Regions from separate parts of the Mus musculus genome. Here region 1 is linked to region 2. Evidence: chromatin loops called from intact Hi-C (ENCODE). Cell type or tissue: heart. All regions are shown on one strand. Links, peaks and the distances in the headings refer to the core of each region. The heading gives the core; the rest is flanking DNA. Region 1 has its middle 44 kb from the start of Slc35f5. Region 2 holds the start of Actr3 (ARP3 actin-related protein 3).

Region 1 (5,374 bases), core at 320-5,319, 81 kb before region 2:
GTAATTAAACACAAGAGCTTACAGGAGGCATTTAACATCTAGTCTGTAACTTTTTGTACTATAGTTTTGTCCCTAAAAGTATATCCCAAGTGCTGGAATTAAACACGTGTACTACCATGCTGGTCCAGTTTAGATCTAAATTTACCCCCAAAGGCCATGTGCTAACCCTTGGTTAGTTGCCAGGTGATTGGGTTAGGGAGAACCTGACTAACTGATGTCATCAATGAGTGAATCTACTGACTTGGGTTTATAATTTGATTGGATAGTGAGAAGTGATAGAAGCAGGAGGTGAGACCTACTTAAAAGGACCATGGCCTTGAGGATATACCCTCACAGATTGTAATAACTTGTTCTCAGCCCCCTGCTCTCCCATTGTCTCTGCATCCTGGCTTCCTCGAGGTGATGGCCTTGCTGATATTTATCAGCTGGTGTCTATGGACACACAGGTGGGCTTGACAGCGACAGGCCTGGTGATAGCTGTGGGAACAGGGAGAATGGATGGTGGACCAGGGCTGAGGGTTTGTCTGCAGAGACAGCTGAGTGGCTGGCGTCCTGGAACAGAAGAGCTCAGTGTACAAAGAAGAGTTAGGGTGGTTAAGGATATTGGGAAAGCAAGTCAGAACAAGGGCAAAGGTTATCTACTCTGGAACCTTGGCCCGTTGCCCTAAGCTCCTACTCTAGCTAGCTGTTTCCTGGTTCCTGGGTGGGGCTGACAGTTCTATGGTCAACCCTGTACAGGAACAAAGTACACAGGGTTGTTGCTGCCCTCTTGTGATAAAGTCAGAGGGTTTCCAGTCCTGCATTCGTCCTTCTGTCCTGGCTCAGGTAGAACTACAGGAGGCACAGCCTGGCTCTACTGCACGTTTTTTAGAGGTATTCATTTCCCATGATGCCCCAGCCCACTAGCACCACACCGTGGCCCAGAGACAACACTACAAGTGTTGCTGGCCTAGGATAGGAAGGGAAGGGTTCCAGGAGACAAACAAGGCACAGGCTCTATGATCAGTGTTGATGCACCCAGAGCCAGGATGCTACTGGGTCAACACAATGACCTCATTGCCCTTCTTAAAGCCGTGGGTTCTGTCAACATTCATGGCCAAGTTCCTGTCCTCAAACCAAAGGCTTGGAGTGAAACCTTTGAAATTGTGATCCAAAACAAATCTTTCCCCCTCTAAGTTTTACCTGAGGCAATTTGTCACAGCAATGGAAAGCTGACATATTTAATAATAGGAACTCCCCTAAATAGCCATTAATTTCAGTTCTATCTAGGGATGCAAACCAAATAAAAGACACAATTTGACTGGGCTGGCTCAGTTGGGAAATCACTTGCCTTGCAAACTGAGGAACTGAGTTTGGTCAAAGTACTCAGGAGAAAGAAAGAAAGAAAGAAAGAAAGAAAGAGAGAGAGAGAGAGAGAGAGAGAGAGAGAGAGAGAGAGAGAGAGAGAGAGAAAGAAAGAGAGAAAGAAAGAGAGAAAGAAAGAGAGAAAGAAAGAGAGAAAGAAAGAGAGAGAGAAAGAGAGAGAAAGAGAGAGAGAGAAAGAGAGAGAAAAAGAGAGGAAGGAGGAAGAAAGAAAGAAAGAAACAAAGAAAGAAAGAGAGAGAAAGAGAGAAAGAGAGGAGGCAGGGAGGAAAGGAGGAAAGAAAGAGAGAAAAGAGTGAAAGAAAGAGAAAGCTCAGGAGTGTTGGCACTCACTTACATTACTGTATTCCCAGCACCAGTGAGGCAGAGAAGGGTAGATTCCTGAGATACTCAGCCAGCCTAACCTACTTGGGGTTATTCCAGGTCAATAAGAGACTCATTCTAAATAATAATAATTATAATCACTATTAATATTATAGATAATATTATACATGATACATTGTATATTATACATACCATATTACATATGATTAATATATAATTATATAATATTATGCCATATACAACAACAATAAATTTATTTATTATTATTATTATTATTACAGGTGGCACCTGATACCCAAAGGTTGTTCTCTGGCCTCCACATTCACTTGCATACACCTGGACACACATGCACACACATACACACAGAAGCCACAAGCACGTACATGAACCTGGACAAACATGTGCGTGCACACAGAAACCATGACTATGTTCATTTGAGAATCTTTTACCATAGTAAAACACAAAACAACCTGGATATATAAAGATAAGACATAAAGACACTTAATTGTGTTTCATCCATGGAAAGATGGTATGGGACAGTTAAAGGTGGAGGAGACGGGGCTGGAGACATGGCTCAGCAATTAAAAGCACTTGCTGCAAAATTGTGAGGACCAGAGTTTGAATTCTAGCACCCACACAATGAGCCAGTATTTATACAAATACCTGTAAGTCTAACTCCAAGGGAGGCAGAGACAGACAGATGTTGGGGTCCACTGGCTTTCAGCCTAGCTGAGACAAAGGCCTGCCTCAGAAGAGGCCAAGAGTGACAGAGGACCCTCAATAGCCATCTTCTAGTTGCCATAGGTGCATTTGTGCATACACACACACACATGTACAAACATTTGCACGCACAAAAATATAAATCCTTTTAAAATTATGCATATTAACATTGGAGAGATGATCCACAGTTACAAGTTTTTATTGCTCTTGAAGTTCAGTTCCCAGAATCCTGTTGGGTGGCTTGCAACTGCCTGTAACTTCTGGTCCAATGAGTCTGACGCCCTCTGCTGGTCTCTATAGTCATCCGCACTTGTGGGCCCAAGCACACCCACAAATGAATATAAATAAATAAAAATAAGCCATTTAAAAATGACTTAGAATATATATTTCTAGCTGGGTGAGGTGGTACATGCCTTTAATCCCAGCATTTGGGAGGTAGAGGTGGGTTCATATTTGTGAATTCAAGCCAGTCTGGTCTACAAAGAGAGTTGTAACAGCCAGGACTCTATGACACAGAGAAACCCTGTCTCAAGCAAGCAAACAAACGAACAAAGAAGAATATATATTTCTTTGGTTCTTTTCTTCTTTAAACATTACTTATTAAACTCTGGTATGTGCACAGTGCTGAGCTGGAAGCTGAGGGTGTTAAAAACAACACAGTTAATCTCCAGCCTCAAGGATCTCAGACATCAAAGGAGCAAGAATAACAGTAGACAGATAATCACACATCTGAGCGAGTGACTCGTAGTGTAATAATTACTATGGAGGAAAGTTACTGGGTGAAAGTCAATCATCAAGGGACGTGGTCTGCTGGAGCCTGGTTTATAGGTCTGAATAGAAAGTAAAGGTAAAGAAGGGAGGATATCAGGCAAAGTGAGTAGTAGAGGGTTTTGAGGAATATATTCATTTCCTTGAAATACTGTATAATTCATGGTTAGGGTTTGTTGCTGATTGGCCTATTTGGAGACTGTAGGATTTAGATGTACAGGTTGGGAGCTAGAAACACACATAAAACAGTTACAGTTCAAAACGTGAAGAAAACAAAGTGTTCAGAATCAGTGAAGGAAAATCAGCACACATTAAAAATGGACCCCAGAGCTAGAGAGATGACTCAGAGGTTAAGAACACTGACTGTTCTTCCAGAGGTCCTGGGTTCAATTCCTACCAACCACGTGGTGACCTACAACCTTTTGTAAGGGAGTCCAATGCATTCTTTTGGTGTGTCTGAAGACAACTATAGTGTACTCTTATGCATGTATACATACATAATAAATCTTTTTTTTTTTCTTTTTTTGAGACAGGGTTTCTCTGTATAGCCCTGGCTGTCCTGGACCTCACTTTGTAGACCAGGCTGGTCTCGAACTCAGAAATCCACCTGCCTCTACCTCCCAAGTGCTGGGATTAAAGGCATGCGCCACCATACCCGGCAAATCTTTTTAAGAAAGAGAGAAAGAAAGAAAGAAAGAGAGAGAGAGAGAGAGAGAGAGAGAGAGAGAGAGAGAGAGAGAAAGAAAGAGAGAAGGGAGGGAGGGAGGGGGGAGGGGAGGGGAGGGGAGGGGAGGGGAGGCGAGGGCAGGCGAGGGCAGGCGAGGGCAGGCGAGGGCAGGCGAGGGAAGGCGAGGGAAGGCGAGGGAAGGGAAGGCAAGGGAAGGGAAGGCAAGGGAAGGGAAGGGAAGGCAAGGGAAGGGAAGGCAAGGGAAGGGAAGGGAAGGGAAGGGAAGGGAAGGGAAGGGAAGGGAAGGGAAGGGAAGGGAAGGGAAGGCAAGGGAAGGGAAGGGAAGGGAAGGGAAGGGAAGGGAAGGGAAGGGAAGGGAAGGGAAGGGGATCCTGGGGCCAGTGGGATGACTTAGCAGGTAAAGGCTGTTGCTACCAAATCTGGCAAATGGAGTTCCATCTCTGGGATCCATATGGTGAATGGAGAGCATCCAATTCTATGCTCTAGTCTCAATAGGTGCACCATGGCCTGAACACACACATGCATGCATACGTGCCCATACGTAAATAAATCAGTAAATAATTTAACAAATCGTATATGTATATATATGTATATATACATACACATATATGTACATACATACATATATTATATTGTGTGTGTGTGTGGGGGGGGTGTTGGTATTTTCCTAGACAAGAGTTTGTCTGTGTAGCCCTGGCTGTCCTGGAACTCACTCTGTAAACCAGGTTGACCTCAAACTCAGAGATCTATTTGCCTTTGCCTTTCGAGACAGGGTTTCTCTGTGTAGCCCTGGCTGTCCTGGAACTCACTTTGTAGACCAGGCTGGCCTTGAACTCAGAAATCTGCCTGCCTCTGCCCCTTGAGTGCTGGGATTAAAGGCGTGCGCCACCACGCCCGGCTGCCTCTGCCTCTTGAGTGCTGGGATTAAAGGCATGCGCCACTACTGCCAGGTTCAAATGATGTATTTTTTTTTTTTTAATGTATCTCAGATGTAACTCCTGCTCTCCTGTCAGTCCTTCCTTCCTGGGCCAAGCCAACAGTCTCTCTGTGCTCATCACAGTAGCTTCCTGCCTTCAGCTCTGTGTGCTGTGAGCCCTGTGTGCTCTAAGGTGGGCAGCGCCAGTCCAATGGTGCCACTAGTGTGTTTAAAACACTCAAGCAGAAGCTACACAGATCAGTAAGACCCGAGACTTCTGGAGATCTCTACATCCACATGACTTCCAGCCTTTCCCTTGCTATTACCACCCCAGATGAGCCTTCTTCCAACACACCACGCAAGCTGAACCATAAGCAAGCCTGTCCCCAAGGTGCCACAAGGTTAGCCTTTCTCCCAGTGATCTCCAGGGCTCAATTCCCTGAACACACCCTTCCAGCAGGGCCACCTTTGCCTGTCCTTGGCCCCAGTTACTGTCACACCCAAACTCTCCTTCCTTCGCTTGCCTCCTTTTTCTTGCTTGCTGGCACTTGTCACTGTCCCATAGAGCATGCATTTCACCTACATTATAGTGCCCA
Region 2 (5,374 bases), core at 192-5,191:
CAAAGTGGAGGAAATATCTATTAGGCCTCAGATGATATCTCAGTGACACCCATAACCTTTTTTGGCTGATGGAAACCAGTGACCTATTAAGTTAATATATTCTAAAAGGTTTTACCTGTTAGTTACAGCATGTTAGGACACACCAGGCATGGGCAAAGGAATGGCTATATAGGGGGCTAAAGATAGCCCCAAGTAAATTGTAATTACCTTCCAACCTTACAGTCAGTGAAGTTCTAATTAGTTAACCAGCCTTCCAGAAGGTTCCATGTAAGATGCTATTCTTTCCAGAAAGTTCAGTTCTTACAGCCAAAACTTTTTTTTTCCCCCTAGCTCTTTTGATACGTTCCAAGTTGCTTTAGGATAAACTTGAGTATGCTTAGAGGTAGCTACACATTTCTGAACCACCCTCTTTCTCAGGGTTCGTTTTTCATCACATCCTCTTTGGCTGTCTTCATTTTAACCACTGAAGGGAAGAGGTCAGATTCCCCTCCCCCAGGCCTGCCTCAAGTCAGGTCCTGGACACATGCACCTTCTTCTCTTCTCGGGAACCCCCCTCCCTTCCTTCCTCTGTTTCTTACTCTGTGGCAGAGCCACTTATCTTGTTCAAGTGTGTCTGCTCTGCTGTTTGCCAACTCTTCACCTGTTTCTCACAGTTCTCAGCACTTTTCTGTGGCTCTTAATACAATCTGTTTCTCTACTCACAGGCAGAACTCTGATCCCACACCCCTTATCTATTCTTTGCCCCACTATATTAAGGATCAATATAGTCTCTGCCACACAGAGCTGGTGAAAATACTTTTCACCAAATGACTAACATTAATAAGAGAAAAGTCGGTATTTTACCCCTCAGGTCAGCTTACCTAACCTGATAACAGAATTTTCTGCATTGAATAACACATCTTTTCTTAATGTATTATTATGGTCTCATATAAGCAAACCTAGATTAGCCTGCTCAAAATATGCTCTCCAGTACAGTATGGCACAGGGGGTATGGGGGTGACCAAACACTTTTGGATGAGGCCTGCTCTTCAGAAGGGAATTTAGGCAGATTATGCTAAACCTGTCCAAACCTCCCATGGTTTAGGCCGTCACAGGCTGTATAGGGAAACCTGTTGCCCTACTCAATAGACCTGTTGTAATATTACCTTGTAAACACTGATATTTCTACACATATCATGCTGAGGGTAGGTGACTACTGACCATCAGCCTTAGATGGTCCATCTATGCAGACCCTCACCACTCCACAAAGCTCGGGGAGCATCATGGAGGAGGGGATGGGGGTGCATAGAAGATGCTGTCTTCTGGACATGACACAGATTTTGCAGTTATAGTTTCCTGAAGATCTAGCCAAGATCAGTCAGCATTTCAACCAAACTGACTGGATTCAGGAGATTACCAAAAAATAAATGAAAATCAGAGGGGACAGGAAGGGAGGAGGAAGAAGAGGAAGAAGAGGAAGAGGAGAAAAGGAGGAGGAGGAGGAGGAGGAGGAGGAGGAGGAGGAGGAGGAGGAGGAGGAGGAGGAATACATTGGGATATCCAGGGGAGCCAGAGAGAAGGTTCTGGGTAAATTCAATCAAGATATAGCATTTACATGTATGGGATTGCTAAAGAATAAATAAAAGACAAGCCTGTTGGGAAGGAAAGCTATTAACTTTCCAGGTTCCTGCTGATGAGAAAGTAAATTCTCAGGTTCTACTGCACATTGATTTTGCCTAATCCCCTGGGAGATGACCCAGCAACATACTTTAAGCTTTCTATGTTACTCTGATGTATTCAAGTTTTAAAAGTATTACTTTTTAAGTCTGTGATGTAAAAAAATACATATCTTTTTCTCATCTTTCTTTCTTTTTCTTTTTCTTTTTTTTTCCAACTAGAAAAAGTTGGTATCACGTTAACAGCACTCCACAGAAGGAAATTCATTGTCACTTCAACCGGAATAGAGGCCACCTGCACAGAGTCTATTTTGTAGAACACAACCTCTGGGACACTGGCCTTTCTTAAAGGCCGGAGATAATCTCACTACTCTTGAAAGAAGTTTATCATCACCCCAAAACCCAAATAAAGGCCATTTGTACAGGCTATGTAGAGCATAACCTCTGGGAAACTTGATTTTTTAATTTTTGTTTTATATTTTCTTATGAGGGGGAGGATGTGCGCAAAATCAAAGAACAACTTGTGGGGGTCTTTTCATTCCTTCCAGCATGTGGATCTCCAAGGGCTCAAACTCAGGTTAGTGAGTGCAAGCATCTTTACCTGCTAAGCCATGTCACTGATCCAACACTTGCCTTTCTTGGAAGACACACAGGAATCCCCAAACCCTGAAGAAGGTGGGTTTGTTATTGTTCAACCTAACGTCTTGGATCCTTGCCTGTCTTAAAAGCAAAGGCCCACCATTTTGGGGAGCTTGCAAACTACAATGCAATAGTATAACTGACATAAATCTCAGGACACATCCCTTTTCTGACTGCTCACCTACAGCGATTATGGGGACATGCCGCTGACCACGTTTCCAATTAGCCCTTCACCCCACAGTAGAAAGCCTCCTGCCCATGGCTCAAGTTAGCAGAGAAGAAACACACTCAACACCCACCACCACCAAAAGCCAGCTTCCTAACTAAATAACTGCCTGACTTCTGGGCTGCCACCGGCCAGAAAATGCGAACTGGAATCTTCGCAAGTCGGAAGCGGAGCCGCGACCCACAGCTGCGCGCCACTGCGCATGCGTAGCCGCTTCTGGACCCCCTTCAAGCTCAGCTTGGCTTCTGGGCTTCCAGCTATTTGAAAACCCAAAGTGGACTTTCTGGCTATCCGGAAGGGAGCCGGGGCCGGGCGGCCGCACAGTACATCGCACGCACGCGCGCGCGTGCTCGCTCCTCCCACCCGGAACCGGAAGTGGGAGCGATCGCGGCCTGGGGCCTGGCCTGGCCGGGGCGTCGGCAGCGGCGGCCATCTTGGCTCCCCGCGGAAAGGCAGTGCGAGGGGGAAGAAGTTGTAGGGTGGGGGCGGGAGCGAGGAGGAGGAGGAGGAGGGCGGAGAGCGGAGGGGTAGAGGAGGAGGCCGCGGCAGGGTAGGGCGGGGACAGCCAGCCTGCCGGCCGGCCAGCCTGCTGGGCTTGCGGAAGTACTAGCCGACTGCTCACTCGCTCCTGCTCGGGCTTCCCACAGCTCCCTCCCTTCCTCCCTCCCTCCCGACCGAGGGCGGCCCGGGCCGGTGCATGGTCAGCCAGCTCCCATCTCTAGCTCCCCGGCCTCTCAGCAGCACGGAACGGACGGCAGCGGCGGGCGAGGAGGAAGATGGCGGGACGGCTGCCGGCCTGTGTGGTGGACTGTGGCACGGGGTACGGCGGGTCTTCGGGGTGGGGGAGACTGAGGCCGGGGACGGGCGGAGGAGGGAGATGAATGGGGGGAGCCGGCCAGACTGGCGAGGGGTGGTGCCGGGAGCCTCCCGGGACAGAGATCTTTTCCAGGCCCTTCCTTTCCGAGGAGGCCGTCTGGCCCACCTGGCTGTCCTTTCCCTTCTCTCCCCTTTGCTGCCTGTGAAGCAGGGCACCCACCGAGGACCTCCAGACCTAGGAGCAAGGAAAAGAGAGAGAGAGAGAGAGAGAGAGAGAGAGAGAGAGAGAGAGAGAGAGAGAGAGAGAGAGAGAAGCGCTCCTTGCAGATTTTGCAAGATCGCGGTGACAACTCTCGATCTCTTAGGGCGTGTGGGTGGGGAGAGCGACGAACCAGGCTGTGAAAATGGGAAGCTAGCATGGGGGGCTTTTGCAGCGGACCCACGCGCCGCCTGGTTTCCGCCCACACCCATTCGTAGCCATCTCCCACTACCCATTGAACCAAGTCAGTTCCAGCGAGGAGGATCTCACGGGGGTTATAGCTCTTGCCTCAAAAAAGTCCCTTGGTGAGCAAGCGCGCTGCAACTTCCTTAGTTTTGTCAAAGCCGCTTCCTGCTTTCCGTCTTTTATAGCCTTATAAGGTAGTTTTTCGTCTCGAACGTTACCACGTCTTATTAGAACTTTCAAAATTAAGCAGGTTGCATAAAGAGTACATTATGAGTGGTAGGTATCAATATGTCTGAACTAGAAAAAAAAATGTTCTTGTGTGTCCACGGAGGGAGACAGAGGGGAGAGAAGGGACGCACCCTGGAACCTAAACGTTTGTTCACGTTCGTTTTGTGACTGTGTCTTGAAAACTGAAAGGGGGTATAAAGGAATGTGTTTGATTTAAAGTAATTGTTTCTGATAGTAGTGTGGTTGACTAAAATGACTTTAAAGTAGTGGTTTTGTATTAATGAACCTTGTCAAGAGTTACAACTTGCTCTGGGTAGTGACCTAGAGAGAAGACTGTACATTTTTTTATGTTCTACGTTGAAATCCTTGGTGGAGGAAGAGGCCTGTCTGATCTCGAATCCCCCAAATACATCAGTGGTTTTGAGGATAGTTGCCAACCTTTTTCCTCTTATTCTCCCTACCACAGTTATTTAAGCGATGCCTTTTCTTTCCCTCCACACTAGTTAAAACTCTTCTGCCTTTATTTGTAATTTTGTCAGGCAGCTGGAAACAACAGAAAACTTTTTTTTTCTTGGAAAACACTAGTCTAGTCTTGGAATTTCTATGTATTTTCTTAGTTGACATTTTATTAAAGTTAGGTTTTCTTTTAATCCAGTGTCACCTCCCTGAAGTGTTTCTGTGTATGTGTTTAAGTTTATCCTTTTGTAGTTTAATTGATCAGTTGTTGGATGTTAGAGCCATTTTAAAAATTAGAATTAGCCAGAGTGAATAGGACTTTTCAAGTGTATTGTATTGAAGTGACAGATAGTGCTATGTTGTACTTTCATGCTTTAGAAATCACTGTCAGTAGAACCACATAGTCACTGATCACCTTATAAATAATGCCATGGCTGCTTAAGTAGGATTTGTCTTTTTATTCTTTTTATGTATCTATTTTCCTCTTTTGGAATGCAGTTTTGGTTATTTTTGAATGAATAGTATTTGGTACTTGAACTTAATTGTCCCTAAGTGACCTTTTTTCTTAAAGGGCAACCTTGAATTAAGAACACATTTGGAGTGGCCAGGAAAAGTGGTACAACTTATACCTAGGCTATTTCTGTGTCATATCTCAATTACTAAATCATTACATTACTATATTGATCTCACCTTACAAGGAGAGCTTAGCTGGACAGTCATTTATTTATATATGGATGAAAATGATTAAAGTCACATTCTCTGTTCAGTATTTTTACCTTTGCTCACAGTCTGGATTTCCCAATTTTTCTTTATTTTGCTTCTGAAGCGCGCGCGCGCGTGTGTGTGTTTACCCCCATGTTTGTTTGGCTATTCAAGATAACAACTTAGAAAGTCATACTTGAGCTTTGT

Evidence for each region. Peaks named below come from ENCODE experiments on the same cell type or tissue, not always from the same donor. Only the 100,000 strongest peaks of a DNase experiment are listed, where the experiment ranks them.
Region 1: it touches region 2 in a loop (5-fold over the local background); 4 of 42 quality-filtered maps call a loop at or near these places.

Annotation. Positions count from the first base shown.
Region 1 is chr1:125,514,785-125,520,158 of GRCm38, reverse strand. No RefSeq gene overlaps it. Among named protein-coding and RNA genes, the nearest start is that of Slc35f5, 44 kb to the left of the region's middle. In heart, for the core only: CTCF peaks have their summits at 851 and 2,699 (motif pointing left); a DNase peak (open chromatin) is centred at 728.
Region 2 is chr1:125,433,251-125,438,624 of GRCm38, reverse strand. It overlaps Actr3 (ARP3 actin-related protein 3), which reads left to right and starts at 2,898. Exons shown (of 12, transcript NM_023735.2): 1 at 2,898-3,340. The coding sequence starts at 3,297. In heart, for the core only: no CTCF peak of the experiment used is centred there; DNase peaks (open chromatin) are centred at 2,824 and 3,824; H3K4me3 peaks cover 3,278 bases; H3K27ac peaks cover 2,987 bases.